Regions from separate parts of the Homo sapiens genome. Here all the other regions are linked to region 1. Evidence: chromatin contacts called from ENCODE Hi-C or POLR2A ChIA-PET data. All regions are on one chromosome and are shown on one strand. Each heading gives the region's core, a stretch centred on a gene start or an enhancer-like site at or near the end of the contact. The rest is flanking DNA. Distances are from core to core; before and after follow the strand shown. Region 1 holds the start of FAM177A1 (family with sequence similarity 177 member A1). Region 2 has its middle 19 kb from the start of NFKBIA. Region 3 has its middle 49 kb from the start of NFKBIA. Region 4 has its middle 36 kb from the start of CFL2.

Region 1 (2,834 bases), core at 1-2,500:
CCGCCTTGGCCTCCCAAAGTGTCTTTTTGTCTAATACTGAAAAGTTGCAAGAAACGTTAACTCTCTAAACCAGCGCTGTCCAATACAGTAACCACTAGCCACATGTGGCTAATGCGCACTTGAAATGTGGTCAGCCAGAACTGCGATATGCTATGCGTGTAAAATGCACCCAGGATTTAAAAGACTTAGAAAAGACTCCAAAAGAGAATGCAAATACTTCATTAATAACTTTCATAGTAATTTTAGGTTGAAATTGTTTTGATAAATTAGGTTAAATAAGATATGCTATTAAAATTAATATCGGTTTCACTTTTTTAAAACGTGCCTACTGGAAAATTTTAAATTACAATTTTCAATGCAGCTTGCATTCTATTTATGTTGGACAGCGCAGCTCGGAGCCTTAGTTGCCTCGGCGGTGAAATGGGGCTAACACCCACCTCGAGCGGTTACTGTAAGGATCCAGTGAATTAAAGCTGGTAAACGTTTGGCATATGCCAAGCAAAGGGCAGATGCCCAGGCAGGCGCTCGCACCAGAAGAGACTGAGAAGTGGTTGAAGCCGCCCTCACCTGGCTTCCAGCTACTGCAAGGACAGCCTTTGGGGGACACGCCTTTCTTCTTCCTCTGGTAGACCAGAAGCTGGACTATCACCCCAGGAACCCGAGGCCGCCCCAGAGTCTGCTGTGCTGCCAGCCAAGGGGTTGGTGAGTGAGGCGGGGGGCGCTCCTTCCCACAAGCTGGTCTCAGTGAGCAGAAACAGGGGTGCAGTGAGGAGGAACTCCAAAGCTGGGGCGGCCTGCTCGGAGGACGGCCGCGCAGGCTAAAAGAGCGGCCCGCGGAGAAGGCAAGGAGGCGGCTCGGCTCCCCGGACGTCAGCCTCGGCGGCCCCACCTACCTGCCCTGCAGATTCCCCGAATGCCGCGGCGGCCGCAGCTCCCGAGGCTGCGACGGCTTCTCCTCGTTCCACACCGCCCACTGGCTCCTGGTCCATCGTCGTCGCCACCACAGGGCTGCTGGCGCTGGTGAGAAAGAGGGTAATGGCCGGTAAGCCCACTTCCATCCTTGGTCTCCCCGCCCAGTCGCTGGCCGAGCCAGGCTGTCGGGAAGTGGGACTCACCCGCCCAGCGCCCGCCTCGCGCCGCGCCTAGCCAAGTCTCTGAGAAGGGGACTCGCCGGCCTGAGGGGCGGGGCCAGCCCGCGCCTCGCCTAGCCCGCCGGGCTCCGCACCCCGAGAGCTGGCCAACTGCAGTCTGGGAGGCGCAACTACCGGCTCGCGCGGGGCGGGGCGGGGCGGGGCGGGTCCTTGCGGGGCGTCGCTTCCGGCCAAGCAAGCATCCAGAGCTCGTGGATCCCCGCCTGGCACCGCCTGTGACGTCATTTCTGGTACGTGTACCTGAAGCCTGGCGTCTCGACCTCGGCGCAGCCCGTCACCAGCGGCGTCTGGGGCAGTCACCCCGCAGGACCTCGGTTTTTGCACTTGTAAAATGAAGACAGCTGTGTCGTTGTACTTCAAAGGCTAGTGATGGGATGTGGTTGCTGAAAAATGTAAAATGTACGGCTCGTGCTGCACTTTCCATTCCAAACGTGGGTGACAGTCCAGCCAAAATACCCTCGAAAGAAGAACCCCAGGCGTGATATTTGCTTACTCTTGTCTGAAATACTTAAGTATAACTGTAGAAAGTGTTAAGTGAAAAGACCTGAAGGAGAGCAAAGGGCAGTAGTAAGCTTCCATCTTGACAAATGTAAGGAATGTTTTATCTGTGTCTTAAAGTCGTGTGCGTATGTTAGAGGGGGCGTCCCAGATTTTTTCCGTCTTTCGCAATGTTCAACGAAAGTAAAAAATCATGCAATTACTGCATGACTTCAACATCAAACAAGTCTGAGGTTCTGCAGGTAAATGGTATATTGTTGTTTTAGCATGAAAGTTTTCACAAATATGTAGGGGGCAAAACCAAAACATACATTATTTTGGCTATGGGAGGCTTCATTTGATACTTTAAATTCCATTTTCATACTAGTCTCAATTCAGAAATGCTCCCTAAAGTTGTATGACCTTGTAAATGTTTTTCATCATAGCAACAGCAGGCCCAAATATTAAATATTCCTTTCTCTTCTGTGCCAAAGTTCTTCTCCTTACCCTCTGCCTAATGTTATTGTACACTTCCTATTCTATGTATAACTGGAACCTAAAAACAAAACCAAAAACTTTAAAAAACAAATAATCATTTGAAAACCATCTACGCCTTAAAAACTAGTTGGAAATCCATATTGCTCTCTATCCTGGTAATAAAATCAAGTTAGGTTGCTGCTGAAGTAAACAAGTTAGTACCTGATCTGACTCTGTATGGTGGCATCAGCAGGGAGTTGAGACAGTCCAAAACAGCAAAACCAAACTCGGCCATAAATTGAAAACAAAAATAAAGAACCAATTGTTAAGACTTCATGAATTGGCATTCATAAACAACACAGTTCTGCATTATATGTATTCAAAATCTCTTCCTTCTTACTGGCAAGCAGGGCAATCAACAATCTTTATTACTAAAACTTTGTGGGATATTTATAAATGCATGATTTTATTTTCCAAAGTGGCAATTAAATATCAAATTACAATTTTCTTTTTCTTTTTTTTCTTTTTTTTTTTTTTTGAGATGGGGTCTCACCCACGCTGGAGTGCAATGGCGCAATCTTGGCGCACTGCAACATCCGCCTCCCGGGTTCAAGCGATTCCCCCACCTCAGCCTGCCAAGTAGCTGGGATTACAGTTGTGCACTACCACGCCCGGCTAATTTTTGTATTGTTAGTAGAGACGGGGTTTCACCATGTTGGCCAGGCTAGT
Region 2 (3,026 bases), core at 72-2,571, 340 kb before region 1:
CCGCCAGGCGTACAGTAAGGAGCAGACAACATGGCGCTGGTCAACGGGAGAGTTCATTTACATAATAAGATTAGGGCAGGGCGTCCAGCATTCCCGGTGCTATGTAAATCTCATACTTGATTGAACCAATCTGTGAGCCCTATGTAAATCAGACACCGTCTCCTCAAACCTGCCTTTAAAATGTGGCACATCTGCTGCCCGCTGGTCTTTTCCACTGGGAGACCTTTCTCTCTCGTAGAGTACTGTTTCTCTTTCTCTTCTCTTCTGCTTATTAAACCTCCACTCCTAAACTCCTCGTGTGTGTCCGTGCCCTAAATTTTCCTGGCACAAGACAAAGAACCCCAGGGTATGTCTTAGACAACACAGCTGCTTCAAAAGTAAGCAGCAGTCGTCATATCATGTAAAGTCATCCCTATTTTAGTACTTATCCCTAAAACAGGAGGACTATGCTTTAAAAATATAACCTTTACCCCTTTCCTCACTTTCCCTCCCCCCACCTTCTTTAAAAAACAAAAATAAAACTATAACTTAATACTACAATCACACTTTAAAAAACTAACAATAGGCCAGTCACCTTGGCTCCTGCCTGTAATCTCAGAACTTTGGGAGGCCAAGGTGGGAGGATTGCTTGAGCCCAGGAGTTTGAGACCAGCCTGGATAACATAGTGAGACCTCGTCTCTACGAAAACTAAACAAAATTAGCTGAGTGTCGTGGCACATGCCTTTAGTCCCAGAGGCTGAGGTGAGAGCATCCCTTGAGCCCAGGAGGTCAAGGCTGCAGTGAGCTGAGATCGCGCCACTGCACTCCAGCCTGGGCAACAGAGCCAGACCCTCAAAGCAAAACAAAGCAGGGAGATTTACTCTCTTTTTAATGTTTTCCTCTATTACTTTATCAGAAAAAAAAAATAAGGCTATTAACATTTAAAATTTGTTCTCAAAAACATTAGTCCACAGGTGAGCATGCCCCAAATACCCAGAGGAAAAAGGCCAGTCGGGCACACAGCCTAACCCAGTGGAGATGGGTAAGCCCCTGCAGCAAGGGGTGAGGATGGCCTCAGAGCCAGGACAGTGACGGGGTGGGTGAGGCCTGGGCCTCCTGGCCAGCTCCCCTCTGAGGAGCTTTGCCTGTCTGTCTTCTCTGCAGGAGCCTTCCTCCGTGTGTCTTGCCAATGGCAAGAGGCGAGGGAACTCAGCGGGGAGCCAAGCTGCTCATGGGTGACAGGCCCCGAACCAGAGACAGGCCCTCAGCCAATCTCCGCCTCCCTCCCTCCCTTCCTCCCTCCCTCTCTTTCTCTTTGTCTCTCTCTGACACGCACACACTCCCAGGGAGAGGACTCTGGTCTAATTATATCCTGGGAAGTGGGGCATGTTTCATGGCATGTTTAACTCCTGAGAGCCTTGTGCTAAAACCCTGCCTGGATGGGTCTAGACAGCTCAAGGCAATGACTTGAAAGGGGGCCATTCTTGTAAGCTGGAGAGACAGCCCAGGGGGTGCCCACCTCACACGAGAGCTTGGTCGGTTGCCTGCAATGGTCAGGAGGTGATGAGGCTGCAGGGTGAGGGAGGCCCTGCAGGCAGCAGCTCACACAGAGGCAGGGCCTGTGGCATCACAGAACCCCAGACTCCGCACACTGGCCAGGCCTTTGTCCACACAGCAGGCGCCAAGGAAGAGCTCTGTGCCTCTGTGGGGCTGGCATCAATGCCTGTCTCCTTTTTCCTGAGGTTCCACAGTGCAAGCCACCTGTGCCCACCTGGCTCATGGGATTGCAATGATGAAGGTGGAGAAGGCGGGGCCTTTGGATGGTCCCTCCATGACCTCTGCCAGGGCTGGGGCCTCACAAAGGGACGAAGTGAACAAAAGTCAGGAGGGCCTTTGCAGAGCATCCGTTCCGCTGTGAGGAACGGCCAGCGGCCACCTGACCCAGCCCAGGCCTTCTGTAGATGGCAGCAACTCCAGGGGGGTCAGTGACTGCCCCACTAAGGCAGTTGCTTGGAGCACTGACGCAGATCCAGAGAGCCAACCCCCAACCCTGAACTCTCACTAAGGTTAGGACAGGCTTTCCATTGGGAGAAGGCTGCAAGGTGACCCGCCTGGAGCCCCTCAAGAACACAGGGCTTCTCCAGTCACGGGGCAGGGGGCAGGGCCGGGCTACAGAAGGCTATGGACGCTGGACTTGACCACTGGGCGGCGGGAGCCACATGAACTTCTTGAGCAGGGGTGTCTGCAGGACCAAAGTCCAGCAGTGATACTTAAGAGAACTTAGGATGTAGAGAGCTGGGAGGAAGCCCAGGCTGGAAGCAGCTGCAGCTGCCCAGGAGTGAGAAAATGCAGATCTGGAGAGAGGTCAGGGGAATGAATCAGGTTCAAGATGCACTGTGAGGAGCAAACTGCAGAGACTCCAGCTGACTCCACGGACGTCAGTTGAGCGGCTGACTCAGGCCCATGCTTGTGTCTGGGAGCAGGAAACTGACTCTGGCTAGTTTAAGCAGCGGGGAATTTAATGGAAGTCCACAGTGGGGAGAGCTCACAGAATGGACAATAGACAGGGGGAAACCAGGCTTGGGAAAATCAGGAAGTGAGGGCTCTGGGGACGGAAGCCAGTCAGCCAGTCTCGGCCAGGACCCCGGGGCCACAGCCACTGCTGCCGCACCTGCTTTTATAAAGGACCTCTTACCACCAGTGTCCTCATCTCACTCACTCAGGAGCCAAAGCCCTAGGCAAGAACAACCAATTGGCCAGGGGACGCCACATTCCTGTCCCAGGTTGGGGCTGGCTGGGAAGGATATGACCCCTTTGGCCCTCCTTGAGGGAAGCGGGCATAAGGCGATCTCCTCCAAGGAGGTCAGGGTGCTCTTAGGATGGGGCACTGGATGCCCCCAAAATACAGCCAGCCTCCACCTGGCCTTGTCACCATTCCACTGGTTCCCCAACTTGCTGAGCCCTTTCCCCACCCTCTTCCTCTCCTGAAACTGCTCCCCAGGGCTTCTCCCCCATTTGTGCTGCATCCAATGCCGCTGCAGACGGC
Region 3 (3,106 bases), core at 202-2,701, 310 kb before region 1:
GCGGCTCACGCCTGTAATCCCAACACTTTGGGAGGCTGAGGCAGGTGGATCCCTTGAGCCTAGGAGTTCGAGACCAGCCTGGGCAACATAGTGAGACTTCATCTCTACAAAAAATAAAAATAGCCAGGCATAGTGGTGTGCGCCTGTACTTCCAGCTACTCGGGGGCTGAGGTGGGAGGATCACTTGAGCCCAGGAGGTTGAGGCTGCAGTGAGCCATGATCATGCCACTACACTCCAGCCTGGGTGACAGAGCTCAGATCTTGTCTCAAAGAAATGAAAAATAAATAAATAAGATAAAATTAAAAATCCAACACAGAAATATATGGAGTAAAATTTATAATCCCCCTTTATCACCTCCTTCCAATTCTCCTTTCCCCTTCGAGGTAACTACTCTTCATTGTGTGTGTATCTCCTTCCAGACCTGTTTTTTCTTCTTACATTGTTTCATGGATTTATTTTTTTAGAAATAGAGAGATGGGGTCTTGCTATATTGCCCTACCTGGTCTAGAACTCCTGGTCTCAAGCAATCCTCCCACCTCAGCCTCCCAAAATGTTGGAATTACAAGCATGAGCCACTGCACCCAGACTCCATACCTGTTTCTATGAATGATATAGACTTAGCATTTGGGAGAGACTTTAAATACATATAATATATATACATATATATATAATTATACTAATGTGTCATATTTTGATTTGTTAATTTCACTTGTCAATGTGTCTTAGAGATCTTCCATGTCACTGTATATAAATCTACCTCAGTCTCTTAAGGGTTCCACAGTGTGGATACACTGTAAGTTATTTATCCAGTCTCTAATTGATAGCTAAGTTGTTTCCAGCATTTTACTAGATAATCAACACCTTGGCGAACATCCTTGCATATGCCTTGTGTGACAACATCAGAGGGTGGATTCCCAGAAATAGAATTTTTGAATCAGAGTGAATCCACATTTGACATGTTATTACTGACTAATTGTTCTCCAAAAAGTTTGGGCTGATTTTCACTCCTCTATGACATGTGGGGAGCTTGAGAATGCCTGTTTTCCCACACCCTCACTAACACTGAATAGTAGCAATTCTTAACATTTTTGCTAATCTGATAAGTGGAAAATGGGATCTCCTTGTTTGAACGTGAATTGGTTCTTTCTGAATTTGTGATTTTAGTTTCCTCATTACTCATACGTTACTGGGCTTTGAATTTCTTTTTCAGTCTTGTGCTATCATTTGCATCTTTCTTCATAATAATCTAAAATGATCTTTAAAACTCTTTGTTGATTTCACCTTTGAGCTTAGGTGGATTTTGTTGAGAAATAGGAGTTTCCATTTCCGGAGCAGTGTGGGTCTATCTGGAGTCATTGTCATGATCTCTGTGGTACCTGGCAGGGTGACAACAACACAGCCAGTGACAAGAGGGCTGATTCTCTGCCTCTCCCTACAGACACCTCCTTCTTGGTCCCTCCCAGCCCCACCTGGAGCCTCCCAAGTGCTCCTTCCTTAAGGATAAACTGTTCTAGAATACGTCAGTCTTTGAAAACTTGTGGACTTTTGTCACAGCCTCTAGGGTGGCTATGACTCAGCCCCTGATATCTGAGGCTGTCCACATGGAAAGTGTCAATTACCCTCACAAACCTGCCCCCAGCCCTGGTTCTGGACCTGCAGAAGGGCTTGCTGTGCCTTCCTCCCACTATGTGTCTGCTACTGCTTATTCCTGTCCCTTTTGTGCCACCAGAAAGATAGAACAGCCACAGATGCTAACCCATTCAAATAGCACCACATCACTCCGTGAGAATAGAGAGATACAGATTTTAGAGACTGGGTCTTGCTCTGTCACCCACGCTGGAGTGCCAGTGGTGTGATCTTGGTTCCTTGCAGCCTCCAACTCCTGGGCTCAAATGATCCTCCCACCTCAGCCTCTCAAGTAGCTAGGACTACAGGCATGTACCACCATGCTGGGCCATTTTTTTTTTTTTTGAGACAGGGTCTCGCTCTGTCGCCCAGGCTGGAGTGCAGTGGCACAATCTTGGCTCACTGCAACCTCTGCCTCCCGGGTTCAAGCGATTCTTGTGTCTCAGTCTCCCGAGTAGCTGGGACTACAGGTGCGCACACCACACCCGGCTTATTTTTGTATTTTTTGCAGATGGGGTTTCACCATGTTGGCCAGGCTGTTCTCAAACTCCTGACCTCAAGTGATTTGCCCATCTTGGCCTCCCAAAGTGCTGAGATTACAGGCGTGAGCCACCGCGCCCAGCCTGTTATTTTTTTTAGAGACAGGATCTCATTCTGTTGCCAGGCTAGTCTGGAACTCCTAGGCTCAAGCACTCCTCCTGCCTTAGCCTCCCAGAGTGCTTCAGATTACAGTCATGAGCCACCACACCCAGCCTAGGTATAGATTTTTAAACCTCTGAGATCTTTTAGAAATGCTTGTGCATGCCGGGCGCAGTGGCTCACATCTGCAATCCCAGCACTTTAGGAGGCCAAGGCAGGTGGATCACTTGAAGTCAGGAGTTCGAGACTAGCCTGGCCAAAATGGTGAAACCCATCTCTACCAAAAACATAAAAACTTAGCCGGGTGTGGTGGCATGCGCCTATAATCCCAACTACTCAGGAGGCTGAGGCAGGAAAATTGCTTGAACCTGGGAGGCAGAGGTTGCAGCGAGCCAAGATTGTGCCACTGCACTTCAGCCTGGGCAACAGAGAGAGACTTTGTCTAAAAAAAAAAAAAAGTTCGTGCATAAACATGTATGTATTTTTATATAGATTCTTTTTTAAAAATGCAAATGGAAAACAACTATACATAGTATTCTATGCCTCACTTTAAAAAAACAGTAATGTTTCTCAGAGATCTGTCCATTTCAGCCTATGCGATCTATTTCATTTGAAATGGCCACATATATTCCACTAATGTGTCATGACAGTTGGCCCTCCGTACCTGCTGGTTCTGCATCCAAGGATTCAATCAACTGCAGGATAGAAAATATTCTTTAGGCCAGGCGCGGTGGCTCACGCCTGTAATCCCAGCACTTTGGGAGGCAGAGGTGGGCTAATCACCTGAGGTCAGGGGCTTGAGACCAGCCTGGCCAACATGGTGAAATCCCATCTCTACTG
Region 4 (3,067 bases), core at 392-2,891, 370 kb after region 1:
ATATACACACACATACAAATATCCCCACAGCCATGTATTACTTAACCATGAAGAATACATTCTGAGAAAAGCATCGTTAGGCAATTTCATCATTGTGTGAGCATCATCAAATGTACTTACCACGAACCTAGATGATATGGCTACTACACACCTAGGCTATATGGTGCAGCTTATTGCTCCTAGGCTACATACCTGTACACCATGTTACTGTACTGAATACTGTAGGCAGTGGTAACACAATGGTACTTGTGTATCTAAACACATCTAAAAACAGAAAAAGTGCAGTAAAAATATGGTGTTATAATCTTTTTATTTATTTATTTATTTGTTTATTTTTGAGACGGAGTCTCATTCTGTTGCCCAGGCTAGAGTGCAGCGGTGTGCATTTGACTCACTGCAACCTCCACCTCCCAGGTTCAAGCAATTCTCCTGCCTCAGCCTCCCGAGTAGCTAGGATTATAGTCGTGTGACACCACACCAAGCTAATTTTTGTATTTTTAATAGAGACGGGGTTTCACCATGTTGGCCAGGCTGGTCTCGAATTTCTGACCTCAGGTGATCCGCCCACCTCAGCCTCCCAAAGTACTGGGGTTACAGGTGTGAGACACCACGCCCGGCCTATGGTGTTATAATCTTATGGGACCACTGTTGTATATGTGGTTTGTGGTTCACTGAAATGTTGTTATATGGTGCATGCCACTATACACACACACACACGCACACATATGTGCACACACACACATGCACACACATGCACACACACGTGCACACCCACGCGCATGCACACATGCACATATAAGTATATAGCTCTATATATGTATATATACATATATGGGCATATGTGTGTATATATGTGTGTGTATATGTATAGTATACACAATTTGCCCCGTGAAGGAGGCACTGATGAATACAGAGGCATTCCTGATTATTCAGGTGGTGTGAGCAAGGGAAAGTAAAGTACTAACTGCTGATGGTTGAAAAGAGGTTTGAGGTGCTCTTGCCAACTAACAAGAGAATTTTTGCCCGAATAACTAGAATGAGTAGAGCATTCACAATCCATGGTATTAATATGGTTTGAAAGCAGTGTGAGTATGTCATAGCAGAGGGGGACGTGGCATGCAGTCTCTATTGTCTTGCGTCTCTGTGGTAAACACTTTTCAGTAGATACTGAATAATCAGGGTGAGATTATTAACCCGTTCTTCATCTCTGAGAAATTAACCCCACAGCACTCCAGTTTACCAGTACAAACCTTACTGTAGAGTTGTCTACTGGACTGTGAATAAATTCATCGGGTTCTAATTTGCAAGTCGAACTCTAAAATTTTCAATCTTCTCGCCTTCAATTTATTTTGAAAACAGTCTGTGCCTGAGTTATGACAAAGGAAGGGAGAATTATATTTTCACCCTCAAATTGATGGAATAACTTTAAATGAAACACCCATATTCCACTTAGAGACTGTAGTATTGACTACTTTCCTATTCTTACGCCTCCTAATTCTTAAGTGGGGGTGGTGGGGCCTTTAACAGCTGCACATTTCCAACACAGTCCTCCCTAAATGGTGTCAAATGACTGGGAATGAAGTTTTGGTAACTCTGGATGATTTATGCAGCCACTTAGTCATCGTTGTTCCATCAGGGGAAACAATGAGAGGCTTTTGTTTGTGTTTCTGTGTGTAGGGTGTGAGGGACAAAGAGAAGCAAATATTCATATAATGAAACTTTGGTCCTCTTTTTTTCCTCTCAACAGAGGTCTTTATATTCAAATTACTATAAATATAACATAAAAATAGAATATATACTGCACTGTGGCTCTTTCTACATTGTTTTCATGTATTTGCCTAGAAAGCTGCTTTTTTTCCTTCTCTCTCTGTTTTTTTTTTTTTTTTTTTTTTTTTTTTGAGACGGAGTCTCTCTCGCTCTGTTGCCCAGGCTGGAGTGTAGTGGCATGATCTCGGCTCACTGCAACCTCCGCCTCCCGGGTTCAAGAAATTCTCCTGCTTCAGCCTCCTGAGTAGCTGGGATTATAGGCGCGCGCCACCATGCCCAGCTAATTTTTGGATTTTTAATAGAGACGGGGTTTCACCATGTTGGTCAGGCTGGTCTTGAACTCCTGACCTTGTGATCCACCCGCCTCGGCCTTCCAAAATGCTGGGATTATAGGCGTGAGCCACCTTGCCCGGTGCCTTCTCTGTTTTTCAAAAAAAAAGTAATGCATGAATACATTCTAACCATAAAATAATCAAACATTATGGAAGTACGCAGAATAAAAAACCAATCTCCCTTCATTGCCCTCACCCAACCTCCACCCCCCACCATCCAGCCCCTACAAAAAAGATCCTTAAAAAAAAAAAAACCTCCATTGCCCTGGTTTTGGGCAGTTTCATAAGAACAGAAGACATATTGCAAGCAACAGGAAAATTCTAAAATATGGAAAATCAGAAATCACTGCAAATGGACCCCACTGTGAAGCATACCCCAGCAAGTGGCAGGGATAATTGTGGCAGTGTTTGAATGCAGGTCGAGGTAGCTCCTCTGAAGAAAAGGCACGTGGAGCCAAAAATATCTGGGTTTGCTTCTTTCTACCTCTGCCACTAGCTAGCTGAGTATCCTTGGGCAACTTTAGTTTCCCTAGCCATAAGGTAGACATGGTCACAGAGGCATGAAATGAGATTGTGTGTGCTGAACACCTGCCAAATGCCTGAATACTAGGTCTTCAGCAAATATTAGCTTTCCTCCAACCTCCAGAAGAACTTTGCTGCAACTGAGGCACCTAACAGTTTATTCCTGGTAAACTTCTAGTTATTTCTTGATGTCTGTGGGGAAATGATAATCCTATTTTGTACACTGGTTGTAAAAGGTGAAAAAGAGCATGGTTTGCTGTCCTGCCAGGCTGCTCAGAGCATGTCAGTGTTTTGCAGGGTTAATTAAAGGCTGATGTGAAAATAGGTCTCCACTACATTTGAGTTCAGGCAATGAATGTGGATTCAGACAAGAGTGCTGATGATTAAGAAATCCTAGTAGGCCAGATGTGGTGGCTCACGCCTGTAATCCCACACTTTGGGAAGCC

The links. A loop is a pair of places that touch in the nucleus more often than their neighbours do. ChIA-PET counts read pairs that join two places held with the same protein, here RNA polymerase II (POLR2A). Pooled maps may share reads with other maps.
Region 2: a loop to region 1 is called in a pooled map, with 3 times the contacts of the local background. The contact joins the enhancer-like site here to the promoter of FAM177A1 in region 1. A Hi-C loop is called at or near these places in 3 of 50 pooled maps. POLR2A ChIA-PET finds 5 or more read pairs at or near these places in 11 of 52 experiments (A549, AG04450, MCF 10A and 7 more).
Region 3: a loop to region 1 is called in a map of left ventricle myocardium superior, with 12 times the contacts of the local background. The contact joins the enhancer-like site here to the promoter of FAM177A1 in region 1. A Hi-C loop is called at or near these places in 1 of 168 maps with a recorded cell type or tissue (left ventricle myocardium superior) and 9 of 50 pooled maps. POLR2A ChIA-PET finds 5 or more read pairs at or near these places in 4 of 52 experiments (AG04450, HEK293, HepG2 and 1 more).
Region 4: a loop to region 1 is called in a map of dorsolateral prefrontal cortex, with 3 times the contacts of the local background. The contact joins the enhancer-like site here to the promoter of FAM177A1 in region 1. A Hi-C loop is called at or near these places in 5 of 168 maps with a recorded cell type or tissue (PC-9, chondrocyte, dorsolateral prefrontal cortex and 2 more), 1 of 37 single-sample maps with no recorded cell type and 18 of 50 pooled maps. POLR2A ChIA-PET finds 5 or more read pairs at or near these places in 3 of 52 experiments (MCF 10A, WTC11 and activated T-cell).

The regions. Positions count from the first base shown.
Region 1 is chr14:35,044,688-35,047,521 of GRCh38, reverse strand. It overlaps FAM177A1 (family with sequence similarity 177 member A1), which reads right to left and starts at 1,250. Exons shown (of 5, transcript NM_173607.5): 1 at 894-1,250. The coding sequence starts at 1,058. RefSeq lists enhancers at 381-440, 541-810, 1,531-1,730 and a silencer at 1,061-1,410.
Region 2 is chr14:35,383,971-35,386,996 of GRCh38, reverse strand. No RefSeq gene overlaps it. Among named protein-coding and RNA genes, the nearest start is that of NFKBIA, 19 kb to the left of the region's middle. RefSeq lists enhancers at 997-1,519, 1,299-1,964. Within about 2 kb of position 1,321, at least 26 of the 41 ENCODE cell types and tissues checked have a DNase peak (open chromatin) inside an H3K27ac peak, as active enhancers do.
Region 3 is chr14:35,354,662-35,357,767 of GRCh38, reverse strand. No RefSeq gene overlaps it. Among named protein-coding and RNA genes, the nearest start is that of NFKBIA, 49 kb to the left of the region's middle. RefSeq lists an enhancer at 1,453-1,552. Within about 2 kb of position 1,451, at least 10 of the 41 ENCODE cell types and tissues checked have a DNase peak (open chromatin) inside an H3K27ac peak, as active enhancers do.
Region 4 is chr14:34,676,610-34,679,676 of GRCh38, reverse strand. No RefSeq gene overlaps it. Among named protein-coding and RNA genes, the nearest start is that of CFL2, 36 kb to the left of the region's middle. Within about 2 kb of position 1,641, at least 6 of the 41 ENCODE cell types and tissues checked have a DNase peak (open chromatin) inside an H3K27ac peak, as active enhancers do; they include PC-9 and dorsolateral prefrontal cortex, where a contact is called at or near this core.